Regions from separate parts of the Homo sapiens genome. Here region 1 is linked to region 2. Evidence: read pairs that join two places in POLR2A ChIA-PET (ENCODE). Cell type or tissue: PC-9. All regions are shown on one strand. Links, peaks and the distances in the headings refer to the core of each region. The heading gives the core; the rest is flanking DNA.

Region 1 (8,119 bases), core at 3,349-5,848, 350 kb before region 2:
CTCCAGCTTCAGCCTCCCGAAGTGCTGGTATTATAGGTGTGAACCACCACACCCGGCCTTCACTGTAGATTTTTATCTCCTGGTTTGTTAAAGTTTTTTCTTTTTTGAGATGGAGTCTCGCTGTGACACCCAGGCTGGGGTGCATTGGCATGATCTCAGCTCACTGCAACCTCTGCCTCCCGGGTTCAGGCAATTCTCCTTGATCCGCCCGCCTCGGCCTCCCAAAGTGCTGGGATTACAGGCGTGAGCCACTGCGCCCGGCCTGTTAAAGGTTTTTTGTCGGGGGAGGGGGTCTGCTTTTTTGTGTTACTAACATCTGCTCTGTTGCATTACACATAAAGATTCCAGAAATATTCTTAAATGACTTCTATAATTTAGTTCACAAGCTTTAGCAAACAACAGAATCACCTGGAGGGCTTGTTAAAACACAGGTTGGCCGGGCGTGGTGGCTCCTGCCTGTAATTTCAGTACTTTGGGAGGCCAAGGCTGGCAGATCTTTTGAGCCCAGGAGTTCAAGACCAGCCTGGCCAACATGGCGCAACCCTGTCTCTAAGAAAAATAAAAAAAATTAGCTGAGCATGGCGGCACTTGCCTGTAGTCCTAGCTACTCTGGTGGCTGGCTGAAGTGGGAGAATCACCTGAGCCCAGGAAGTCAAGGCTGCTGCAGTGAGCCATGAATGTGCCACTGCACTCCAGCCTCGGTGAAGTGAGTGAGGCCCTGTCTAAAAATATATATATTTAAAAGAACAAACAAAGAAAAGCACAGGTTGCTGGGAGTCCCACCCTCAGTTTCTTTCTCTGTGGTCTGAGATGGGGGTGAGAATTTGCATTTCTAACAGGCACCCAGCTGGTGCTGCTGCTGCTGGTTTGGGGTCCACACTTAAGAGATCTGCTGCTGTAGTCCACGTGCAGATCCACAACTGGCTTCTGAAGTAATGGGGCTTCAAAGTGAGATTGCCCAAGTTCAAATCTCTGCTTCACCATTTTATTAGCTCTGTGACCTTGGAAGAGTTCCTCAACCTCCAGATCTGTTTCTTCAGTAAAGTGGGGTTAGCAATGGTTCAGACCTCACGGGACTGTTGAAAAGAGTAAATGATTTATTTTGGATAAAGTACCAAGAACAGTGCCTGGTATTTGCAGTGATGATTTGTTCTTTGTTCTCTGATGTTTTTTTCTTTTAAACCTTTTTCAGTAACGCATCCCCAATTAATAGAATTGTACAAATCAGTGGCAATTCCATGCCAAGAGGAAGTGGCTCCGGATTTAAGCCATTTAAGGGTGGACCTCCGCGACGATTCTGAAAATGAGCTCTCTGCCAAGGTTTTAAGATAATTTATTGAAATCTCCTGTAAACTTTACTTGACTACTTATGAAGAGGACCTCTGACTTGCTTGAGAGTTCTGTCAGACTTTTCTTTTTAAAAATTTAACATGATTGCTTTTCTCAATTTTGGAGAAGATGTTTAAATAGTTCTGTTGTAACTTTTAATAGTTTTGTGTATCATTCAACTTTTTTTCTTGCAGCACCGAGGCACATTTGAAAAGATGGAATTGAAGTCGTTTTGTTTAACGCTGTGTGAATATAAAGAGTAGTTTGCAGCTGTGTGGTAGTGGTTTAATTTGCAGCCTTAGCTCTGTGGTGTCTGGCTCTAGAGTTACTTCTTTTTACCAAGCATTTTCAGCCTCCATTTTGAAGGCTGTCTACACTTAAGAAGTCTTAGCTGTCTAATTTTTAGAGAATAAGATTGTTCATTGCATTTCTGAGTATTATGTAACCTATTTTTGCAGAAGGTACTGTTACATTAAGTGCATCTGTGTATCCTGGTTTAAAAAAATGTAATCTTTTTTGAAATAAACCTTCATATTCTGTATAGTTGCTAAAGTGTTGAGAACCTTTTTAATTGTAAAATGAGAACCGATTTTCAGTTTAGTGTAGCAGCACACTTGTTCAGGTTTGCATGGTATGAAACCAAATAGATTCATGAAACCTTGGCCATGAGGTTTGTTTCACAAGGTTCTTAGACCGAGTTGTGCAGGTAAGTGCACTTTTAGGTAATCTGCACTGTTTGTTTGATGGATAAATTCCATCTCTGGGAATTGTGTGGGTATTAATGTTTCCATGTTCCCAACTATGTTGAGAAGTGGAAAAAAACCCAGGTTCTAGATGGGTGAATCAGTTGGGTTTTGTAAATACTTGTATGTGGGGAAGACATTGTTGTCTTTTTGTGAAAATAAAAATCCACACCTGGAAGTGTATGTGTCTTTGTTTTCAGCGTTTTAGGTGTTAGTCGTCCAGTTCTTTCTGTAGTTCAGCCCAAGGTGACTGACTAGATATAGAGCTATAAAGGCATTCTTTTGGTCTTTGTTCTTCAGAAATAAATCTAGCTTAGACTCTTCACCTCAGTAGCTGGGCAGCACATGCTGTTCACATGTTAGAGACTTAACCACTAATCCTATGGCTTTTTTAAAGGCATCTCTTTTAGGAAAGCCCTTCAAGGTAAATGCTGCTCTTTCAAAAAAGCTTCCCACATCCCTTTATATAAATCAGTGAAGAAAAATCCAAATGGTCTAGATTTTGGTAAATTCAGCACTCTCTATGCTCAATACGGTCATGCCCATGAGATGGCTCACACTTCTGAGTGCCGTGGGGCAACCAAGGTTCTGTGGTCTCTGGTCCTTTGGGGAACTTCTCTGGATTTCTTACGTTTTCTGCCATTCCCAGTCCTACAGCTGTGGGAGCAGGTTGGGTGTCTGCGTTGGTGTAGGGGAGGTCTACCTCATTTTTGATCACTACGTGTTGTAGAGTGGCACAGGAGAAGCCTCAGTATCCATTGGAGTGAATGTTGGTGACTTTGGGTTAGAATGTCACTTCTCGTTGTTTCCTCATTTGTAGAGTGGGACTGTGCTTCTTAGAAGGGATTATCATACAGCTGCAAACACTGGCTAAGCGCTTTACGTGCTGGGCAATGTGCTAAGCGTTTGACATATGTTCCCTTGCCTAATACTCAGAAGAATCCTCCTAGCCACAGGTAGAATTACTGACCTGACCAGTTTTCAGATGGGAATCTGGATAGTAACCTGCCTTTTAAACATTAGATCCTTGATTTGTTTCAGTCTTTTCTACACTTATACTGAAGGGTACAAGCCTACAGACACTATAGGTAATTATTTTTTACTCGAGTTGCCATGGCGATGGCTTTAAGTTCAGAAAAGCTGACAAAACCACCTGATATGCTGGCATTGAGGTTGAGTGGCCCTCAACCATCATGGGCAGCAGCTAGCAGCGATCTGGCTGGCTCAGGGTCAACAGTGAAAACCAAATTTGGAGGTTTTTGTTTTGTTTTGTTTTTGTTTTTGAGACAGAGTCTAGCTCTCACCCAGGCTGGAGTATAGTGGCACGATCTCGGCTCACTGCAACCTCCGCCTCCTGGGTTCAAGCGATTCTCCTGCCCCAGCCTCCCGAGTAGCTGGGATTACAGGTGCCAGTCACCACGCCCAGCTATTTTTTTGTATTTTTAGTAGAGACGGGGTTTCACTATGTTGGCCAGGCTGGTCTCGAACTCTTGACCTCATGATCTGCCTGCCTCAGCCGCCTAAAGTGCTGTGATTACAAGCGTGAGCCACCACGCCTGGCCTATTTAGAGGTTTTGTTGTTGTTTTGAGGTGGAGTCTCACTCTGTCTCCCAGGCTGGAGTGCAGTGGCACAATCTTGGCTCACTGCAACCTCTGCCTCTCGGGTTCAAGCAATTCCCCTGCCTCAGCCTCCCAAGTAGCTGGGATTACAGGTGCCTGCCACCACGCCCGGCTAATTTTTTCTATTTTTAGTAGAGACGGGGTTTCACCATGTTGGTCAGGCTGGTCTTGAACTCCTAACTTCATGATCCACGAAGGAAGACAGATTCTTCAAAGCCAAGAGAATGGAGGAAAATGTGCCATTCCCCGTGTGCTTGATGCGTAATCCAAATGTTTCGCCACAGGACAATGGCATCAATGAGTCAGAAGCTACAGACAGCTCATATGATGCAAAAAAGATTCAAGAAAGATAGTAGCCAGTCTTGGTAAGTTGGGCAAGATGCTGACGTCAGAAACTACACATGCCAAAAATAATTGTAAAATAAAATTAAAAGCTTAGGAATTACATAGAAAAAATCTCAAGCTCTTAAATGTATGAAGTAATGAAAACATTTAAAACCTTTCTGCCTGGATTGTCAGTTAACTCAGTTCCTCCATACTTAACAGGTCCTAACAAATACTGAATCCTCATTGAAAAAATTGTCAGATTTTTTGCATTTATAAAGAACCTCATCCAATCCATCTAACTAAAGATGAATCTCTTACAATACCTCCAATAACTGCTTAATTAGCATTTCTGTCAAACACCTCAAATTTACCATGTGTAGTTACCCCCAAAAACTCATCCTCTCAAATATTTAATCACCACCTTCAACTCAGTAAGGGCATTGTAGGTAAAATTAATAATATCCCCTAAAACGCACCACTCAACAAATACTGTTTATTTTTATCTGAAACAAATTGTTTCCTGAAATCCTTTAAGTGCTTCCTACAGATAAGCCTTTATCTTTCCTTTCTCTTTCCTTTTGACTTAGCTATTCCAGCCAGGCCTGAGGGGCAGGTATCATCTAGTTAATGTTCACCTACATACTCTGTACCAAAATCACCAATATCTATGTCTTCACCGCTGCCCCTCTTACATTTTTCTCTGAGAAGACCAACTTCCCCTCCAAGCCCTCTAATGTCTCTTCATCTGTAGAATACATTCAGTCTGTCACCTCATTTCCTACTACTCTCCTCCTTGTTCACCTGGTTCCACACTGGCCTCGTCCCGTGTGTTGACCACAGCATCTCATCTCAAGCCTTTTGCTTGTGCTCACTCCTTCATCTGAAACGCTCTTCCTCAGATAGCCATGTGGGCTCGCTCCCTCATTGCTTCAGTTCTTAGCTAAAATGTCATTTTCTCAACCATGCCTTCCCGATTTTATTTAAAATTGCCACACTTAGGCTGGGTGCAGTGGCTCATGCCTGTAATCCCAGCACTTTGTGAGGCAGAGGTGGGCGGATCACCTGAGGTCAGCAGTTTGAGACCAGCCTGGCCAACATGGTGAAACCCCATCTCTACTAAAATTACAAAAAAATTAGCCGGGCATGGTGGTGGGCGCCTGTAATCCCAGCTGAGGCTTAGGCAGGAGAATTGCTTGAACCCGGGAGGCGGAGGTTGCAGTGAGCCAAGATGGTGCAATTGCAGTCCAGCCTGCATGACAAGAGCAAGACTCCCATCTCAAAATAAAATAAAATTGCCACACTTATTCCCTTTCTCAGCATTCCCCCTCCTTCCCATCTAACCTATTTATAATCCATCTTCTCCTACTTCATGTAAGCTCCAGAAGGACAGCTGTTTTTGTCTATTTTTTCTTTTCACTGCTGTATCCCTGACGCCTGGCTCTTAGTAGCCACTCAATAAATATTGGATGAATAAATAACCATGTGAAGGATTCAGAATTTTTATAATAGGGACTTAGGGAAAGCAATCTGGTTGGAATGGGGGAGCCTGGGCTTTGTCTTGAAGTTGGTGTAACATTGGTGTAGCATTGCTGTAGCAAACACACTTTTTTAAGGCTGAATACTTAAGCCACCCCATTGGTGCAGCCATCAGTAAGAAATGGGATTGTTTAGGGACAGGTTGCCCAGACCAGCATCTCTAAGCCTGGAATTCATACTGTCTGAGGTGAGATGCCTGCCCCAGGCATAAACATTAGCCATGAAGTCATCTTGGCTCCATGCTCACCATGTATATAGTTTCCCACCTGGATTTGCCAACAGGGTTAGGAAATGAGTATGAAATCTACTCACTGGTTAAATTTTCATCAGTTTATGAGACAGCCCATCAAAAGCTCAAGCAATAACCTTTCATTTGGACAGAGACAGTTTTCCTTCTCTTTTTTTTTTTTGAGATGGTATCTCACTGTCTCCCAGGCTGGAGTGCAATGGCATAATCTCAGTTCACTGCAACCTCTGCCTCCCAGATTCAAGTGATTCTTATGCCTCAGCCTCTCAAGTAGCTGGGATTACAAGGCACCTGCCATCACACCTAGCTAATTTTTGTATCTTTAGTAAAGATGGAGTTTCACTATGTTGGCCAGGCTGGTGTCAAACTCCTGACCTCAAGCGATCTGCTCTCCTCGGCATCTTAAAGTGCTGGGACTACATGGTGTGAGCCACCATGCCCTGCCCCTTCTCTCAATAAATCTAGTGATGTCCATCAAACTATAAAATTAATTTCCTCACCACATTTCAGGCATTTGGAAGGTGGATTGCAGGAGAAATGGGTCAGATACCATGACAAGAAATGGTGCATCCCTCAAGGACATGGTAATATAAGGCTAAAAATTCTAAGGAATTCTGATCCAATGAACTAACACCCTAATTTTCTAAAATTACCAAATTATCTGTTAGCTTCTTTAATGACTTTATTTCCTATGGATCTGCCATCCTAGGCCTCTGGACAGGTAGCCTGCTAGGATTTGCTTCACCTGGTTGACAGCTCACTCCCTCTGAACTACTCAAAGAACAATCAAATTTATTAGATAACATGGTACTACAGGGAAGGCCCTTGCAGCTGGGACAACGTGCAGGGGCATCCAGTCTAGAAACCATAGGCTTCAGAATGTAGAGGAATAAGGACTCAAAAACCAGTCTGCCATTTACTAGATGTGTTCAATTATGGGCAATTTATCTGTATGTCCAGAATACTATAGTCAACTTTACTAGTAGGAACAGGGCTATTGTAAGGGTTTAAGTGGGAAAATATGTGTCAAATACTGAACAAATTCTGCCCATTGTTTTTCTTGTTCTTGCAAAGTCACCTTGTGTTCCCTGATTTAAGACAAAAGAGACAACCTCATTTGTAAAAGGTCGCTGATCAAATAGAGAATTAGGCAGGGCGTGGTGGCTCATGCCTGTAATCCCAGCACTTTGGGAGGCCGAGACGGGTGGATCACCTGAGGTCAGGAGTTCAAGACCAGCCTGGCCAACACAGTGAAGCCCTGTCTCTACTAAAAGTACAAAAATTAGCCGGGCATGGCTGTGTGCACCTGTAGTCGCAGCTACTCAGGAGGCTGAGGCAGGAGAATCGCTTGAACCAGGGAGACAGAGGTTGCAGTGAGCTGAGATCATGCCACTGCACTCCAGCCTGGGAGACAGAGTGAGACTCCGACTCAAAAAAAAAAAAAAAGTAAAAATAAAAACAAGATAATTGGCCGGGTGTGGTGGCTCACGCCTGTAATCCCAGAACGTTGGGAGGCTGAGGCGGGAGGATCATGAGGTCAGGAATTCAAGACCAGCCTGACCAATATGGTGAAACCCCATCTCTACTAAAAATACAAAAATTAGCTGGGCGTGGTGGCGGGCGCCTGTAATCCCAGCTACTGGGGAGGCTGAGGCAGGAGAATTGCTTGAACCCGGAAGGCGGAGGTTGCAGTGAGCCGAAATCGTGCCATTGCACTCCATCCCGGGTGACAGAGTGCAACTGTCTCAAAAAGAAAAGATAATTGAACTGGCATATATGCTAAGTGGACAAAATCTGAGGTCTAATGGGTGATGAGCCTGGGCCACACCCCCAGAGGTTCATGGATGGAGTCCCAACATGTTTTACCCCCAAAAGTTCCTCCACAGGATTCACATGTACAGCAAGTTTTGACAATCACTCTGGAGATGTAGCTCAGAGTAGGAAAAACCAAATGCTTTTTACAAGCTGCTGGCAATCAACTCTGGGTTTTTGCCAGTGGGATGAGATGCTCTGAATAATGTAATTTTGTGGTTAAATGATCAGTTCCTCTGTAGAGCTGAATCACCCAGGGTGGGAGTGGAGGACCTCTGCATCACCTTTAGGAACTTGGGTCCAGAGCTTTCAGAACTGTCCTGCTTGCCGGGCATGGTGGCTCATGCCTCTAATCTCAGCACTTTGGGAGACTGGGGTGGGAGGATCACTTGAGGCTAGTTTAAGACCAGCCTGGGCCAAATAGTGAAACCCCGTCTCTTTAAAAACAAAAACAAAACCGAACTGCTTTGGTTAAGCTGTGAAATATTAATATTATGTATTATTT
Region 2 (8,119 bases), core at 2,896-5,395:
GTAAACATCCACTGCTGAAAATATTCCTAGACCTGGCAAGGGTCCTCTGGAAGACCGAAATTTCATAATTGCCCTGAAAACTCTCCAGGCCATGTACTCTGCTCAGGATGGAACAATCCTATGTAATAAATGTAACCGCAGCTCTGTCCCTGGCTTCTGTGGTCAGGCCAATGATCTGTAGCTGGGCAATGTTGGCTTCAGAATTTCTTGCACGATGGAAAGATGGAAACATTTGTGTGGGAATTTAGTCACTGCTGGACCTTACAGATTCAGCTCCTAGCTGTTGCTGAGCTTTGTCTGGAGATAAGCAGATTCTGCCCAAGGCCATGGTGAGGAATGTTTCTCCCACTCCCACCATCTTGAATTTTGCCCTGACCTGGACACCTGACCCTCCCATTTACTTTTTTCTTGAAAGTAATTCTGTGTCTCAATTTCTGAATGTGCACAATAGTTACTAAACTTTGTATTGTCCTTCACCTCTTGTGACACCCTAGCATCACTTCACTATAATGTCGAACCTCAATTACCCAAGGTATAATTCACTCCTAAGGAGTGAATGAGGTGCTTTGTAAAGCCGTGGTAATTTTTCAGGTCATTAAGATATTGTTTTGAACTCAGAAGAAATTCCTAAGTTTGTCTTGAGTGGGTTTCTTTTCTAGCTATTCTTTACAAATAGCTTTAGGTTTAAAGCTGCTGAAATTAATTTATTACATTTTGGAGGTTGCCATCTTCCCATCATTTTTTGCATTCTTGTTTCACCTCTTCTTTGTTGTTGTAGTTGCTCTTTACTATTTTTTTGTCAAATAAGAAAATGAGATACGGGATGGAAGGAAAGTTATTTTCATGTCTGATTTATTCTGGGGTTTTTTTTTTTTTTTTTTGAGTCCATTTTGGCTCCATACTACTGTAGCCTGAGGCCACAACTTCTTCTTTTGTGGATCCCAGGGAAAAAAGTAAGTAGAGTCTTTTTTCTTGCCAAAAATTTTTTCCTTCTAAACTTTTCTCTTAAATTCTCTTGAATTCTACTGCACTTCAGGCTAGAATCAGAATGATTTTTTTCTTTTAAGAAATCTGGTTATGAAAGAGTATGCCATTCAGAAGAGCTTTCCGTTTGTACTGGAATCCTCTCTGGGGAAAGTGGGGCTTGCTTCCCTAAAGTCCTTCCGAGGTCATAGGCACATTCCACCCTGTGTAGGTTCAAGGTAGGGTGAGAGAACTGAACAGATATCCTTAAAAGAAGATACACAAAGGGCACATGTGTACAAGAAAATGTGCTTAACATCATTAGTCATGGGAGAAATGCAAATTTAAAACACAACGGAATATCACTTCTCTCCCTTTAGAATGGCTAAAATTAAAAAGACTGACAAAACCGGGTAGAACTCCTCATAGATTGCTGGTGAGAACAAAAAATACTTTCTTTGGAAAACCGTTTGACAAGTTCTTTAAAGGCAAATGTACACTTACTATAGGACCCAGTAAACTTCAAGCGTTTACTCAAGAGAAATGGAAACATATGTCCACATAAATATTCAAATGTTCATGGCAGCTTTATTCATAATAACCCCAAATCTGAAACAACCCAAATATCTATCAACTGGTAAATGGATAAACAAATTGTCGCATATCCATCCAATGGAATACTACTCAGCAGGAAAAAGGAACAATTGCTGACACATGCCAGAACATGGATACATCTAAAATGCATAAAGCTAAGTGAAAGAAGCTAGATTTAAAAGGGTACAAACTGTGTGATTCCATTTACAGGACGTTCTGGAAAAGCAAAGCTATTGTGATTGAGAGCAGATCAGTGATTTCCTGGGTCCAGGGAATGGGGTGGGGATTAACTAGCAAAGGGCAAAAGGGAATCTCTAAAGAGAGATGGAAATATCCTACATCTTGATGGTGATCATGGTTACACAAGTGCACATTTAAAATGATTGTTGGAATACTGCACTATAGTCAAGCAATAATGTGGTTTCTCCACATTGCCCTTGATCCAGGTTGAGCGGCATAGGCTGCACAGCAGGCCTTCTGTGGTAGTTACTTGCATAAGTCAGGGCTGGGCCTGGCTGCTCCTGGTTTGCAGGCCTGAGAGGACAGGCTGTTTCTGAGTTTTCTGGAGGTTGGGGTCAATTGGCAGACATAACTCCAGGACTGACTTTGAACCAAAAGACCAGGTCGGGGAGGGAGCCAGCCCTCATGGAGCAGGGTCTCAGGGAGACTTGGCATGTCCGGAAGGTCTTCCCTGATTCCTTCAGGCCGGAGATGGCCAAGGGTTCCCTGGGGACTACCCTGTGGAGGCCAAGTTGTCCAGCAAGAGGGTTAGAAACACAAGGCGCCTGGAGACCATGCAGCGTCGCTGCACCCAGCCTGCATTTCAAACAACCTGTACTTATTGAGGAAAAATTCATTTTCCTTCTCTTATCAATCAAGGATATAGGTAACACCACCCATCTACACTTCCAGTTCTCTGGCGAGAATCCGTTTTACCACACCAAGTGGATAGAATTCCACAGGTAAGCAAACCAAGTCAACATTCAGTTGTCCTGTGCGATATCTTTTACGATGTGTTGGAAAATAGCTGGGCGATGCCCTTCTCCCACTCCAACCACTGCTCCCCAAGGACCAGGGACCTTTTATTGGTAGTGATGATCTAGTCTACCTTCCTTATGTCACAGTTGAAGAAACTGGGACCCAGAAAGGCCACCTGACATGCCCCAAACCATGCATCCAGGTAGAAACTCTGGGCTCTCCTGACATTCAAGCCAGCATCCTTCTACTGTGCTGGAGGACAGAGGTTCCGACCCTCTTCCCTGCCATGTTCTAGGACTCTTCCTATCTCTGTTAAAGCTCAGAGGGCTTACATTCCATGCCACATAAAGGCCGATGCCTCCAAATAAGGCCTCTGATCGGCACAAGAGGAAACAGGTCTTGAATCACAGAAGACAGTAGACTGGGTCTTGAATCACGGAAGACAGCTGACTGGGGCATCCTCTTGTCTATGGAAAATACCCCGAAACAATTGGGGTGACCAGGGTAGTAAAAACAGAGTCCCATGACCTTCACCCTTCAAACACCTGGCAGAGCTGCTGTCTGCTGGTGTCATTCTCAGACTAGATTTTTTTCTTTCTCTCCCAGAGGTAGCACTAGGAGAATCCTTACCCAGCTAAGGGGGCTGTGATGCTGGCATCTGACCACGGTTAGGCCAGGGAGGCTCCCCAGGAGCTGGACAATCACAGGCCCTTCAGCTGCTCTTGCCATGAGAGATCTTGGCTTACAGTCAAGTTGCCAAGCGCTGTTTTGATTGGCAAATTAATCCCATTGTGTTCTTGTTCCAAAACTTTATTTGATATATCATGACTATCTAGCTCCTGGCTTTGAGCTTCATTTGACCTTATCCTTCATTCCTGTACCAGACATAAACTACACAATTGCCAAGTGAAGCTTACAAGGAATAGAAGGAGGGGTGGGGGCAGAGGACCTTCGACATCACAGTCAAGGGATCTAGGAATATGCAAGTCCTGTCTCAGCCCAGAGCCACCTACCTCATGAAGTTACTGCTGGAGACAAGGATCCTGGGTGCCCTGGCAGGTAGGGACAGGCACTGCTTTAGTATTGGCAGTGATTGTACCTGTAAAAGGAAAATCAGGGCCACTCCGTCCTCCAGGTCAGCTGCCAGAAGATGAATTGGGTGCCTTATACTCAGTGAGAAAAGAAGAGAAGATTGCTGCTTCCTTTCCAGTCTGGACCCGTGGATGGAAGAAACTCAAGTTGGGCCCATGCCCTGAGCGTGGCTTGTTACTGCACAGCAGAAGCGGTTAGGAGCTTGGGCTCTAGCTGGGTATGGTGGTGCGTGCCTGTAGTCCCAGCTACTTGGGAGGTTGAGGTGGGAGGATCACCTGAGCGAGGTCGAGACTGCAGTGAGCAGTGATTGTGCCACTGCACTCCAGCTCAGGTGACAGAGCCAAACCCTGTCAAAGAAAAAAAAAGGCACCGAGCTCTGGAGCCAGATTGCCTGGCTTAAATCCCAGCTCTGCTACTTATTAACTGTGTGACCTTGGGCTAGTTATTTAACCTCTCTGTGTCTCAACTATATAATAAGACTAACAGTAGTACCTACCTTATAGGATTATTATGAGTGACAGATATGTGCCCCTGAGACGTGTTTTTAGGCCGGATTTAATCATGCAAAAAGAAAAGTGAGAGTGAGAGCAGAGGTGACCTGGGAACGCCTGGCTGTTCTGCAGGAATGTTCCCCTCCCTGGAGCTGGAATCTGGGCAAAGATAAACGCTTGCAGCATGAGGAAAGCATTAAGCATTAACTTGGCCAAACAGCCCAAGGTTATTCTTTTTTTTTTTTTTTTGAGACAGAGTTTTGCTCTTGTCACTCAGGCTGGAGTGCAATGGGGTGGTCTCGGCTCACTGCAACCTCTGCCTCTCGAGTTCAAGCGATTCTCCTGCCTCGGCCTCCCGAGTAGCTGGGATTACAGGCAGTAAACCGTGGGTGGGGAGTGTGGGCTGAAAGCATGTTGGATGTGCTCTTTGGGGCAGAGGTTTGGGGGCTGCCTGATGAGAAAATGGGCCTGATCTAGTCCTTGAACCTCCCTAGGGCTTCCCCATGTGCGGACCTGCGGCTGAGAGGGCTGGCTCTTGGGTATGCTTTTAGAGACTGAAGGCCCACCCTGATCCCATTCATTCATTCATTCATTCATTAATTCATTTATTCATTCAACCACACATTTATTAAGCACCTACTATGTGTCAGGGATTGTGAATACACTGTGATACCTAACAGTGAATAAGACAGACCATGCTTTCAAAAAGCTCATGGTCTTATGGTAGAGGCAAGTAAATAAACAACTGTCACACAGTTTGGAAAGTGTTGTGTTGGCCGAAGAATAGGAAAGTGCCCACCCAGCCATAAGGTGGCTGGTGTAAAGGCAGCCAGATGAACTCCATTGGTGGGTGGTACCGCCAGCTCCTCAGATAATCTTGGGAATTTTAATCAAAGGCTGGCCCTGATGGGAGGGAAGGATTATGAAATGTAGGGGGAAGGTGAGCTTATGTGTGGCCAATATGGTCACCTCTAGACTCACAGAGGTTGAGGTCATGGCTGCAGCATGCACCCTGTGCCCTTCAGCTTTCCTGAGGCGCTTGGTGACTCTCATCTTCTTTGAGACTTGCCTGACCCTGGGGTCTGCAGCACAGCGGTTCCTATCCTAGGCATGTTAATTTCCTCATGAAGAAATAAGGAGGGGTTCAGTGACTGCCAAGGCCCACAACTGGCTAAAAAAGCAAACCAGGACCAGAATTCGATTTCTCCGCACATCTAAGTTCTGAGACTATAAAAGTTTTCTGGGCATGTGCACTATTTCCCCTAAGATATTCTTTTGGACCTGTATCCTCCCTTCACCACCCATATCTGGAGGCCCAGCTGACTGCTGCCTGCCCACTTCAGACCACGGGCAGGTACCCGACAGTTTCCAGGTTGCCATAGGGAGCAATGGCAGAGGCAGGGTAGTGGAGTGGCCAGTGGGGCGGGCACTGGCTTTGGAGCCAGTCAGTTCTGTGTTTGATTGTTTAACACTTATTAGCTGTATGGCCTTGGGAAGCTTGCTTAACCAGTAGGAGCCTCAACTTCCTTCTTCTAAGTTGGAAATAGGAAGACCGTCTTGTGTGGGTGGTAGTGAGGATGAACGAAGTTGATGAAATATCTAGTCCAGGGGTTGGCATTCAATGTGTTGTTTCCCTTTCCAAACTTGCCTAAGATCTCTTCCTTCTCATGTCTCAACCCAACATAGTTCCTTCCAGATATTTGTGGGTACTTATCCACCAAGGTCTTTGCCAGCCTATTTGGTACCTCTCTGTGAATTCTGTGCACCTGCTTTAGGTAGCACACTGCCTTAGCTGTGTAGCTTGGCGCGGTGCCTTTGTGCCAAGAAAAGGAGGCCCCTCCTTGGAGTGAGGATTTCAGCCTCCCATCTTCCATTTGGCCAGGTTGTTCTGGGCAAGAGAAATCTACTGGGCTTAGGTGGCAGCTCTGGAGCCTACTTGGCTGAGTCCCTACCTCCACCAGCTAGGGTGCTCCAGCTGTGGGATGCTCTGTCTGAATCAGGCACCTCGAGGAGCCAAACTAGGCTACCGGTTAACACTCTCTGCTAATGAGGAAATCAGTCTGACTGCAAAACACTCCAGCCAGGGTTCTGCCCTTACACCACTGCTAAGGAAACACTCATCCTCACAGCCTCCCTGATATATTACCTAACTTTTTACATTTGTGAGCAGTGGTTCTCATGTATTCATGTGCTGGAGATGCAGACTCCTGGGTGCCATTCCCAGAGCAGCTGATTCAGTAGGTCTGGGAGGCCTGGGAATTTGCATCATCCCAGGGTGGCAGATCATTCTGAGAAGAAGTTGCCCAGTGGTGAAGAGTATGAGTTTTGGAACCAGGCTGGGATCCAAAGCTTGGCTCTGCCGCTAATGAGCCACAATTCTGGGCACGTTTACAGATGGTTTCCTCATGGGGTTGTAAGTGAATGAGATAAACGTGTAAAGTACCTCCCACAATGCCTGGTATATAGCAGGTTCTCAATGAATAAAGGTGGCCCTGGTGGCATTGGTGGTAGTAGAAGTAGGCATTGATATTGCTATTGTAACATCTTCCTCCTTGAAGGGTTCTTCTGCACCTGATCAGTAACAGATCATGAGGAGACAGAATATCAGACAGGATAACTCTTTATGTTGAGGTTATCTGGGATCACCCTCATTTAAACAGATTGGATGGACCAGAAGATCAGTGCTGAGAATCTTCAGGGCAAAGTCCAAACCTCCAGGAAGACATAGGTCTCCTATTTGGCCTTTCCCCAGAACACCGGCCTCAAAGGGGTACATAGACATGGCCTACTGGGACTCTCCCAGAAGGCCTTGCACCCCTGCCTCTGCCTTGTTTGGGGAGTGGGCTGTGCTTGCCTCTTTCCCTGGTTGGATGCCTGCAGGCATATATTGGCCTCCTTGTAGGAGAGAAGAGAATAAAACATGACAGTGAGCAAGGAGAGCCCCAGTGACAGAGCTCAGCTTGCCAGTAAATGGCCAGGGGAGCTCTGAACTAAAAAGGACTATGGGGGAAGATTTGTCCTATTTCATACTAACACGTACCGTAAAGATTCAGTAATTCAAGCTGTGTATACAGGAGCTTGGATAAAGAAGCAGAATAGAAACCCAGAACACTCAAATGCATATGTTTGCATTCAGTATTTGATAGAAGTGACTTCTCAAATTGGCCAGGTTGTTCTGGGCAGTGGAAATCTAATTTCTCAAAGTGCTGGGGTAAAGATGGACTTTAAAAAATAGTATTGGGAGATCTGGAAAAAGATGAAAAGTTATAAGTTTGGTCCATACCTCTCATCATACATCAGGAAAAACTCCAAATGGATCCAATTTTTAAATGAAATAACAGGAATCATAAAATGACCAGAAAAAAAATATGGGCTAATTCCTTGATAACCTTTTGAATAAGAATCTCCCTCTGTGATTCAAAATTCAGAAGCTGTAAAAGATTGTTAAATTAGACTACATTAAAGCAAACAAAAAACTTCTGTATGACCAACTAAATTAAAAAAAGACCATAAGCAGAGGCAAAAAATGAACAATAAAGTGAGAAAAAATAATTGCAACTCATAACACAAAGGGCGAATATCCCCGATATCTATAGAATGCCTAGAAATCAAGGAGACCAAGGACAGCAACCCACAGAACAAAAAATGGGCCAACCAAGGACATGAGGAGCCGTTTCACAGAAAAAGGAATATGAATGGCCCTTTGACATATGAAAAGATCCTCAACCTCACTCCTAAGATGAAAAATACAAAGTAAATATATACTGAGACACAAGTCTCAACCATCAGATTGGTAAACATTAAAAAGTGTGACCACACACCTTGATGGAGACACTGGCAGGAATGCAAAATGGTGCAACTCCAATGGAGAGGGATTTGGCAACAGCTATGAAAGTTACAAATGCATTTTCTCTTTACTCAGCATTTCCTGCATGGGACTCTACCCTGTGGCTATATCTGCACACTTACGAAATGAAATTAATGCAAGGTCATTCATTGCA

What was found. Peaks named below come from ENCODE experiments on the same cell type or tissue, not always from the same donor. Only the 100,000 strongest peaks of a DNase experiment are listed, where the experiment ranks them.
Region 1: POLR2A ChIA-PET joins it to region 2 with 11 read pairs; 2 of 35 experiments call an interaction of 5 or more read pairs at or near these places.

The regions. Positions count from the first base shown.
Region 1 is chr15:58,873,181-58,881,299 of GRCh38, reverse strand. SLTM (SAFB like transcription modulator) reads left to right here. Exons shown (of 21, transcript NM_024755.4): 21 at 1,193-2,250. The coding sequence ends at 1,301. Among named protein-coding and RNA genes, the nearest start is that of SLTM, 56 kb to the left of the region's middle. RefSeq lists an enhancer at 682-771 and a silencer at 2,923-3,123. In PC-9, for the core only: no CTCF peak of the experiment used is centred there; no DNase peak of the experiment used is centred there.
Region 2 is chr15:58,524,389-58,532,507 of GRCh38, reverse strand. The region is part of intron 1 of LIPC (lipase C, hepatic type); the gene reads right to left. Among named protein-coding and RNA genes, the nearest start is that of LIPC-AS1, 30 kb to the right of the region's middle. In PC-9, for the core only: no CTCF peak of the experiment used is centred there; a DNase peak (open chromatin) is centred at 4,247; H3K27ac peaks cover 1,648 bases.